2 separate regions of the Homo sapiens genome follow, and region 1 is linked to region 2. The links are chromatin loops, found by intact Hi-C in ENCODE. Cell type or tissue: testis. All regions are shown on one strand. Links, peaks and the distances in the headings refer to the core of each region. The heading gives the core; the rest is flanking DNA. Region 1 overlaps ADAMTS9 (ADAM metallopeptidase with thrombospondin type 1 motif 9). Region 2 overlaps ADAMTS9 (ADAM metallopeptidase with thrombospondin type 1 motif 9).

Region 1 (5,382 bases), core at 52-5,051, 47 kb after region 2:
GGTAAATATAGAATAATCAATGGAACTGAGATGATCAATGGAATTGAGTCTGGGAAGGGAAATGCAGGTTTCTTTTTTTCACCAAACCACAAGAATATGCAATAAATAGCCTTGTGTGTTTCTTCCTAAGGGTTAAGAGATTTTTTTTTTTTTGGGTCAAAGTTAATGAACTACGACTTTGTGGACAGCTAGTAGACTTTCTAAAACATAACTCTGGTACTGGTATTGCTGTTGGTCTAGTGAACTGGGTGAAAACACAATGAGCTTAAGAGGGAATTTCACGAAAAATAATATATAATAGGAGATGAGGGAAGTTGGGAATGTCAGAAGATGTTCCTGAGATTCTAAGGTTATTTCTGATCTTCAAAAATGTTCATCTGGGGAAGGTGCCATTATTGTAGGGAAAATGCTCCTACTGAACTGACTAGAGATACAACAGACCAGAGCTCTCTGACCCAGAGTGGCGTTTCTTAAGTTCTGGAAGAAAATACTTAACAGTCCAGCTAAATAGTACCAGTGGAGATAATGCTCCAAATTCTTCTAGATTTCTGCCTAATACAAAGTATAGTGATTATATAGTTAGTGTTACACCTGCAGACACGACCCCAGCCATTGAAACCCTTGACTCTTAGAAATGTCAACAGGTATTAACCATGTCACTTCACTTAATCTGCTCTTTAGCTGGTTTCAGGGATGGTTAAGACTTCTGAGAACCATACTGGGTAAAAAAACATTCTGGATATGACTTAATACAATACTAAATTCAGCTTCAGTGCAATTAATGTATTTACAGGACCATTTTTCCTCTATTTACATGAAACAGCCCTAACGGCTCCACAGCTTATGGGCACAACTCAGCCAAAGTATTGTTTTGACACAGCTGATGCTTCTGTTTGCCAAGAGCTGCCCCAGAAGTTTGCATCATATTTACAGTGGCAAACCTGTCTCACCATGTCAGCTGCTGGCTAAGCAGATAGCAAAGGAAGACTAGGACCAAAGCAAAAAATGGTCCCAAACGGGCTTCCTATCTCTGTGCAAGAGAGAGAACATTTCCGACACCCTAAAAGGCACCAGGTCACCTGTTCCATTTTTGGTCTTTTGCATTTTTAAATGATTTTAGTCTATTTTGTGGGCACAGACTTTGTAAAAATTATGTTCAGAGCTGTACCCGAGTCACACAGGCAAATTACAGTCACTGAAGAAAAATTGCTTTGGCCTCAGTAAGCAGGTATCTTTCCCAAAAAGTCAAAACTACTACAGCTTAGAAAAGGAAAGAATGTGTGCTATTGAGTTGTCTGTTAAAATCACTATGTATGTGTGTGTGTATGATGTGTGTGTGTGTGTGTGTGTGTGTGTGTGTGTGTGTGTGTATTTAGGCTAAGAAAAGGCAGCTACTTCTTGGCACCAGGTCCTGTATGAGGTACACTTATTCTTTAAAGTCACTTTGGCAATATCATAAAAAGTTAATTCTATTATGTGCCAATATGGAGAAAATAATAGACTATTTATAGCAGAGTTTCTGGGATGCCCTTGTAAGTGTGACAATTATCTGCCACAGAGGAGTGCCCCAGAATACCTTGGAATTAGATAGTTTGGTTAACAAACATGAATAGTTAGGGCCGTACCGAGCTCCAAGGGCCAGTACTCCATGCAGCGTCGTGTGGACAAGCATGTGTGTTACACTGCTCACGATCGGGAGGTTTATCAAGAATTTCACAGCTCAAATCTGGAAACCGTTCACCGTTGGACCGCTGACAGACCACCAGTCTTGTTCTTATGCCTCCACCACACAGCTTAGTGCACTGGAAGAAGGAAAAGGAAGGCTGCAGTTATTTTGTCTGAAAGGCCAATGACAAATTTCCTTTCTCCCTAATTTCTTAGCCAAACTCAATTATGGCATTGGGCAAGGTAAGCCTCTGACAGATGGAACCAAGGTGAATTACCAATAGTGATACGTAAAACAGACCAAGACTCTCCTACTTTAATGGCAGGTATTAGTTATTAAGTGCTTTCTCTTAACTTGCACTGAGGACTTTTGCATATATTATCTAATCAAGAGGAGTGTAATTATTTGCCCCATCTTATATATGAAGCAATTAAGGTGAAGGGAGGTTAATTAACTCGATCAAGTCCAATCTGTTAGCAAGTAACAAAGATCCTTTCTTTTTTTTTGAGACGGAGTCTTGCTCTGTCATCCAGGCTGGAATGCAGTGGCACGATCTCGGCTCACTGCAACCTCCGCCTCCCAGGTTCAAGTGATTCTCCTGTCTCAGCTTCCCGAGTAGCTGGGACTACAGGCGTGTGCCATCACACTCGGCTAATTTTTTTGTATTTTTAGTAGAGATGGGGTTTCACCGTGTTAGCCAGGATGGTCTCGATCTCCTGAGCTCATGATCCTCCCACCTCGGCCTCCCAACAAAGATTCTTTGAGAAATACCAAACCAAACCAAAACAAAACAAAAATAGACAAACAAAAACTACCCAATACCAAACAAAGGAGACAATGACTTAACTGGTTCTATTTTCTGGCAAATTTTAAGAAGCTGTCACCAATCCTTGGCTGTTCTCTGACTCCGTCTCCATAGCCCTTTATGACACTAACCTATTTTACTGTATCTCTGAATGTGAGGACAACTATGACTTTCCCCTTGGATGAATAAACAGCATGGTGGGAACACTGGATAAGGTTCTGACTCCTGGCTAGATCTAAACTTCTGAGGCAGGAACACGTTGTATTTCTTGGACAGTGCTGCTGCGCTCAAATCCAGCAACACTGACATTTGGTTTCCCTGCTGTGTCAAGGCCAGATCTCCCACAGAATTTGGAATGATCTGGTCTGTGCTGACAGCAAAGCATCCCAGCAAGTTCGTGTACTCTCCTGGCTTGAATCCAATTACAGAAGCTTAATCACAGGCCCCACAGGACAGAACTTTGCGAGGAGGTTTTGGGAAATCCACAATACATGAGTCACAAAGCCTCATTCCCTTTTCTTTCCCTTCAACAAAGCTCTCCAGAATGACATAACTGTCAATGAAAGTCAACAATAATCCCGTTATGACTGCCTATGACTACTAGGTTATATGGCTGAAACCATGAAATGTGGACACGTGATTTCATTCAGCCAAGGATGTGGACTAACATGCCCATCAATCTCATTTGTCTTTTTCCCCCCCTTGGCACTGGGACCTCCAAAGTGTTATTTCTCGTGTTTTATTTGATAAATGTTATAGTCAAGACAGAACAACTCAACAAACTTTAAATATGTGCTCTCCCTGTGGATTCAAGAATAGAGAGATATATTCTTAGTTAATTAAACACAAAACAATAAGCATCTAGGCCCTATGTATAATAAGGGCTCAAACCCCCACTTAGTCACAGTATTATTAATAATTATTCTTAACATTAATTATTACTACATTATAGTGGCAGTTAATTGATTAAAGGCGATGTGCTACGCATTTGATAGATACTACCTCATATCATGGTCATAAATACTAAGAAGTTGGTGCTATTACTATCCTTATTTACAGATGAGGATATAAATATTTGGCAAAGATACTACATTATTTGCCAAGGTCACAAAACTTTTAAGAGCCAGAGCTGAGAACAGGACACGGTTTTCTCAGCTTCCAATACTCAGTTGTCCCCTATCAGTCGTCACAGGCAACCCTGAAAAGGTAGCAGCTAAATAATTCCATATTTGAGAAAACACAGCTAACTACTCACTTCTGCAATAAAAATACATCATCTTTCATAGGAATTATAACACCTACTCAATCTGGCTTCATTAGTGACTTGGAATGTTGGGAGACATTATGCCATGGGAACAGGGCATAACACAAACACCCCAAAACTATGAAGAAGAGGGCAAGACTTCCATGGACCGATTTAACACATATTTTCAATCACTTTAAAAGCATCTATTTTTTAATCATCAGAGGTGAACAAATAACTTAAACCAGTATTTATCTGTATTCTCACCTAATTTTCCTCACCTGTGTACCCAAACTGTCTCTTAGTGGTAATAGGAACACTTTAAAATAGTCCAGAATTTAAGAAGACAGGTTTCCTAGTTAATCCCCACCCCAGAAGCTTCTACTAGAGCTAGTTCTTCTCCTTGAAAATAAAATCTGAATGATAAATACAGTTTGGTTAACACAATTCCTCTGTATTTATAGACGGATAGTTCACTCTCACCTCTCCCCAGTTGCCATAAGCCCACTGAGGACAAGGGCCGGATTCACAGGCTCTTTGCTCATCAGGTTTTATTCTCTCCACACAGTCGTTTGCGGTGTATCCATTTTCATCCTGACATACAACAACACGCCGCTGGGATCCGCCAGCACAGGTACTGGAACACTAAACACATCAGTCGACAAGTTAATCCCCACCTCAATCTCCATCTTAGGGACACAGAAGCAGCTGGTTGAAAGGTTAAGACAAATGTGCTGAAAAGCATTCTCAAGTCATCCACGAAGGACAAAAAGCAATCAGGAAAACCCAAGAACTTCCCCACTGTGGGGCTGTTTCATGTACACATCCTATAGACACACCTGGAGGGCAGAAATGTGTCTTCTCTTCTGGTGTGCCTCAGGCCCTCTACAGGGGTTCCATAAATGCCTAATGTGACTTCCAAAGCAGGCCACTTACTGTCTTTATCCCCTCTGCATCTCTAAGAGGTACAGAGGTGTTGATGGACACGACAGTTAATTTGGAAATTCTTTTCAAAACTTCAAGTGCCTATTTAGAACCAATATTTGATTTTCCTTTCAACGCGGAGGTCAAATTACATGCCTAATGAATTGCCAGTTGTAGAAATTAAGCTTCTGTATGAACTCCTTCAATTACTCCAGGAAAACATCATGGAATGTCATTTAGACATCATTTCCTAGCAGATAAAATGTTCCTTTCTCTCTCTTTACAACAGCCTGAACTTCGGTGGCTAATGGTAGTAAGACTTGTTTTATTTATTTTTTACTTCCCCAATGAACTTAATTGAATTTCATCATGACAAACCTCTCTTCGGCCGTGCTTTCAGCCTAACACCCTCTCTTTCATGGTTTGTCATGGGGTTATGTTTGCATTTCATTTCATTTCCCATACAAGCCTCTCATAGTTCACTTATTTACACCTGAAGTGTTTTCTTCTTTCCATAACTTCTTTATCTTTTTAAACCCAAAATGTTTGCTAGTGTCCTTTACCCCGACCCTTGTAAAATCAGTTTGCCTATAAAATAATCATCTGGTCCTCAAAGCAATGTATTTCTCACGATTTATCAAGACTCAAACTGCATTTGCAAGTATGTTGTTAGTTCCAGGTTCTGAAGGCTGATTTTTGCTTTCTAGCTAATCGTAGCTCATATCAGTGTTATTTCAAGATAGG
Region 2 (5,382 bases), core at 358-5,357:
CATGCTGCTATAAAGACACATGCACACGTATGTTTATTGTGGCACTATTCACAATAGCAAAGACTTGGAACTAACCCACATGTCCACCAATGATAGACTGCACTAAGAAAATGTGGCACATATACACCATGGAGTACTATGCAGCCATAAAAAAGGATGAGTTCATGTCCTTTGTAGGGACATGGATGAAACTGGGAACCATCATTCTCAGCAAACTATCACAAGGACAGAAAACCAAACACTGCATGTTCTCACTCATAGGTGGGAACTGAACAATGAGAACACTTGGACACAGGGTGGGGAACATCACATACCGGGGCCTGTCATGGAGTTGGGGGCAGGGGGACGGATAGCATTAGGAGATACACCTAATATAAATGACGAGTTAATAGGTGCAGCACACCAACATGGCACATGTATACATATGTAACATACCTGCACTTTGTATACATGTACCCTAGAACTTAAAGTATAATAATAAAAAAATTATATTTTAAGTAGAGACAGGATGTCACCATGTTGGCCAGGCTGGTCTCGATCTGCTGACCTCATGGTCCGCCGACCATGGCCTCTCAAAGTGCTGGGATTACAGGTGTGAGCTACCATGCCTGGCTGCCTGACAACTTTTCAAGACTGAGAGCTGCCTGGTCCAGAGCCAGGGGGCTGTGACAGTCTTCCAGGGCAGTCCCAATTTAAAATATTCTGCCTTGTTGTATCCCAGTGCAATGAAGTATTTCTTACATAGAAGCACTAGAACATACAGACTTCTTAACAACATAAGCAACAATAACTACTCCTTCTGTAACTCTTATGAGTATCAGATTTTAAGCATTTTTTTAAAACAAATTTGCAGTAAAATATATATAAAACATTTGCCATTATAACCTAAGTGCTTTTTATATATAGGCTGAGTATCCCTTATTGGAAGTGCTGGGGACCAGCAGTATTTTGCATTTAAGATTTTTTTTTTTTCAGATTTGGAATACTTGCAGTATTACTAGTTGGATATTCCTAATCTGAGCATCTGAAACTCAAGATGCTCCAAGGAACATTTCATTATGGTGTCATATCGACACTAAAAAATGTTTGGATTTTATAGCATTTTGGATTTTGGATTTCTGGATTAGGGATGCTCAATCTGTGTAAACTCATTTCATCTTCACAACTACCAGTTTTGCAGATGAGAAAACTGAGACACAAAGGTTATGCAACTTGCCCAAGGTTGTTCACCTGGGAAGTGGCAGAACCAGGGTTCAGATCCAGACTGTCTGGCTTCAGAGCCCATGTTCTAAGCACAAAGCCACTTTGGTAAACAGAAAGAAGTCCCTTTGATCCCTGTTAGCCCATTTCAAGTTGCTAACTCCAGGGTTTCTCCTGGAAGTAGAGTTACTAAGGAGAGCGGGTTAGGCAGGACATGTTTAAGACGGGGTTGAGATCCAAGGGCTTTCAGATTTGAGTGCTCAGTCTTCTACTTACGCTCCCCCAGTTGCCAACTCTCCAGGTGGCCGAGACAGGGCAGTCCCTCAGGTAACAGGGGTGAACACTGGGGGGCTGCGTGCCTGGGCAGTTGATGGTGGTTTGGTAGCTGTATTCATAATTCTCCTTCCCGGTGTAAATCTCGCTGCACGAGACAAGCCTTTGTTTGTAGCCTTTTCCACAGGTCACTGAGCACTGCAAAGACAGGGATTGAGAGGAGAGGTTCGAGCAGTTCCTGGGGGCAGCCCACAATAGGCCCCTGACCTCCACACCAAGCGCTGACCGTGTGACTATGCTGCAGAAAGCTCCCACTTCATTAGCTTATTTATTCATTTCAAGTGGCAGGCCCTGAGCGCACAGGAGACAGGCAACCCTACAGGGTGCCTCTGGGATCTGGTGCTTCCACTGGCATCTTCTCAGCCCCCACTGCAGGTGGGGTTGCCTCAAACCCCTTCTGGAGGTTTCGAAGGGAGGAGGAGGGGGAGGTGCTCCAGCTGTCATTCATTCAGTTTGCATCTTCAGCCCAACTGCACAGGTTGGCAAACTGCTCTTTTCTAAAGCTATGATGACCACCAAATTGGGAAGGGAAGAGGAGACAGCAGCAGCTGACCCGTGAGTCGGCATTTTGAGTGTGAAATCCAAGCACTGAGCCAACGGGGACTCTGGGACTGTTTTCCTTCCCTCCGTGGTGCTGTTGGCTTTCCTACCTGCCCTCCATTTAATTTCTTTCTCCTATCTCTCTCCCTGGCTATAGATTTTTTTTTTTTTTTTTTGAGACTGTGTCTCACTCTGTTGTCCAGGCTGGAGTGCAGTGACATGATCTCCGCTCAATGAAACCTCCGTCTCCCAGGTTCAAGTGATTCTCATGCCTCAGCCTCCCAAGTAGTTGGGATTACAGGTGTGTGCCACCACACCCAGCTAGGCTATAGATGTTGACTGGCATGTTACCTTTCTGCTTTTCTACCTCTTGCTCTATATCACGCCCTCATCTGTACTCTTTTATCCTAAGTCTATGGCATTTAAACATACTCTACCAATACAGAAATGCAGAAGAAATACACATCGTTATAGTGTCCCAACTTTCAACCTCCTTAGCTAAGTTTTTTTTTTTATCATTTTCTATATAAAAAATAAAACAGAGTTACAATTAATTTAGTTTTGATGATATTTTTAGGCAACAGCATCAAATAACTGGTCATCTTTTGTAAATGTGCTTCATAAACTTGGGGTAGAGTGCCGGTATTCTCTAGACTTACGGTTCTTGGGTGAGGGTGGGATAAATACCCCAAAACAGTATGCCACATGTGGTGTGTTATGCTTTTTCTGGGGTGAGGGACCACAGCTTTCATCAATTCTCAAGGGCAGTGAGAAGCCACAGTGTCTGCTCTGCCCTAATGTCTCCTGCTGCTTTTAGTCACATAGTTTTCTTCTCCTGCAACTTTTCCAGGGAAAAGGCTCTCCTTGAAGAAATCCCAGAGGCAGGAGAGAACAAGTCCAGCTAGAGGCACGCAGAGCATCCCTAGGCCTTCCCTTCCAGTTGGCTCGAGACATAGAAATGCTCTGTGTACATTTCTTCCTTCTTTGGCTGCTGCTGTTCAAATGTTTGAAGGCCAAGTTGACGCCAGGCCAGGAAAGTGTAAGGCCAGCCCGGGGTGTTTCATGCAGATGGCTAACAAACTCTGTCCAAGCTGTGGGTAATCTTAGTGTCTGACCCAGTGTTGCATGCATTGACAACAGTCCATACTAACTTAAACAAAGTTGTGCATTTGAGAGGGGCAAGGAATGAGACTCTTGACCCCTACAAACCAGGAGCAAAAGTCGTCCCCTGGCTATTTATGTGGGGGGGAGCCCAGTGGGAGACAGGCATTTGCTGATGGAACTGAGCCCCAAATATGGTCAGGCTAAACACAGAGGCCTCCACATCTCTATAAAGAAGCTGGCAAGAACAGATGCTCTCAGCTAGCTGATATCAGCATTGTGAAAATGTTGACTGCTGCTGGTTTCCTCAAACCATTTCAGAGAGAAACTCATACTGTAGACTCTGCATGCCTTGGTGTATGTGCTTGGTTCCACATGAGCACGTATTACTTTTCTAAATTGAAAATAACAGCAAAGCAAAACAATAAGACTGTGGGCTCCCTGCATGAGCTGTACACTTCAGGCCCTGCTAGAAAATGCATGTGTCAATCAGGACTGACAGAGCTCTTCTTTGCCAGTCTAGCTCGGGCCTCCGCCAATTCAGGTGGAGTAGAGCTCAGAGAAAAACACACAAAGAAGCCTCCAGGTAATAGAGGTCCCAGAGAGAAGGCATGTCTTCTTTTCTAGAGAGGATGCTGGTGCCAGTCCCTTTCGGCCCCTCTCCCCTCATTGCAGGTTTCCTTCCCTGTGGTCCCTGTATCTGTGCTAAATACTGTTTCCAGCCCTGTAGTTGTTGCCCATAAATTTGCAGACTTTTCAATTCATGATACACCTGCAAATTTACAGAAATGTGGAAGGCTTCCTTTTTTCTTTTCAATCTTCTCCCTGTTTCATCTTTTGGGGGTTATGGTTATATTAAAGCTATAGGAGTAATATGACTCAAGTCCCATAATAAAAGTGCTACACAAGAGATAAGCTAAGATGAAGATGTCAATCTTGGCCAGGTGAAAGGTGAGATCCCCCTGCGTTGGGATCTGGATGGGTTGGAACCTATGCCTCAAACCCAATATCAAGAACTATTCTGAACACTCATTTGGATTCCACATGTTCCTGGCTGGCCAAGAGCAAATCAATGTCGTAAAGATCAGAACCATGTCTCCTCTTCACTCTCTAAGGGCATGCGGTACTACTCAGGGCATACCGAGAAGATGCAGGGTTGGGGTCGAGCAGGGTTTCCCAGCCTCAGCACCACTGACATTTGGGCCAGATAATTCTGTATTGTGAGGGCTGCCCTGCGCACTATAGGATTCTTAGCCCCATCCCTGGCCTCCACCTTCCAACCCTGGCCAGTAGGGTCCCCTTTCCCCAGCTGTCACAACCAAACTGTCTCTAGACACTGCCAAATGTCCCCTCGAAGGACAAAATTCACAGGAATAAAGGATAGGGCGAGATAATTAGAAAAGACTTTGGGATCAGCTTTAGTGCAGGAAGCAATTCAACACCCAACACACACATCATCTAAATGCAAATATTCATCTCATTAACATGTGAAATTGCTGCCTGTCAAACTTTGAAGAGACCCAGTGGCAGCAATCATATTACCTAACAATTTTCAATACCTTTACTGTGAGTCCAGATGCCTCCCTTTCGAATCTCTAAATGCTTTTGGGCAAATGACAACTGGTTTGACTGCTACAGATCTCTCATACAGATATGAACATATTACGATGTTTGAAAATAATATAATCATGCTATGATTACTACTGGTTTATTACCATTAAAAAGGGTCTAGATAAGCACTGTGCACAGGAAGATATATGAAAAAATGGTACTTGAGATACTTCGGATATTATAGAAAATTATTTTCTTCCTCTGAAGCTGTTTGTTAAACAGGCACAACACATCTGGTTCATGAAAGGGGTTTGTTTGCCCCTTACAATGTTTTAAAACCAAAAATTTCAGCCCCCATTTTCAAGTTAGGAAATCTCACATACTAGTCCAGATTTTTAGCCTCTCTTGAAAAATCAGGTCTGGTAACGCTAGACCACATTTCTGCATGGCCACAGCTGGAGTGAAAGAGATTCTGCTCCCTTCACACAGCATGTGCTAGTTTGTCACAGTTGCCATCTCTCCTTGTTGTATCCCTGGCACTACAGTATTTTCTTATACTTAACTGTCTTCAGGCACCTCACAGCATCCTATGAGTTTGCAGCCCCTGTAATAATTTCTTCTTTATGCCAATAGGACATCAAGGTGAATCACAGAATG

The links. Hi-C counts contacts between places; a loop is a spot of excess contacts. Peaks named below come from ENCODE experiments on the same cell type or tissue, not always from the same donor. Only the 100,000 strongest peaks of a DNase experiment are listed, where the experiment ranks them.
Region 1: a loop joins it to region 2, with 2.2 times the contacts of the local background. A loop is called at or near these places in 2 of 110 quality-filtered maps.

Annotation. Positions count from the first base shown.
Region 1 is chr3:64,592,633-64,598,014 of GRCh38, forward strand. ADAMTS9 (ADAM metallopeptidase with thrombospondin type 1 motif 9) reads right to left here. Exons shown (of 40, transcript NM_182920.2): 27 at 4,198-4,359; 28 at 1,626-1,802. Among named protein-coding and RNA genes, the nearest start is that of ADAMTS9-AS1, 34 kb to the left of the region's middle. RefSeq lists an enhancer at 4,315-4,902. In testis, for the core only: no CTCF peak of the experiment used is centred there; DNase peaks (open chromatin) are centred at 1,719 and 2,809; H3K27ac peaks cover 499 bases.
Region 2 is chr3:64,545,282-64,550,663 of GRCh38, forward strand. It overlaps ADAMTS9 (ADAM metallopeptidase with thrombospondin type 1 motif 9), which reads right to left. Exons shown (of 40, transcript NM_182920.2): 32 at 1,477-1,671. Among named protein-coding and RNA genes, the nearest start is that of ADAMTS9-AS1, 13 kb to the right of the region's middle. In testis, for the core only: no CTCF peak of the experiment used is centred there; a DNase peak (open chromatin) is centred at 3,100.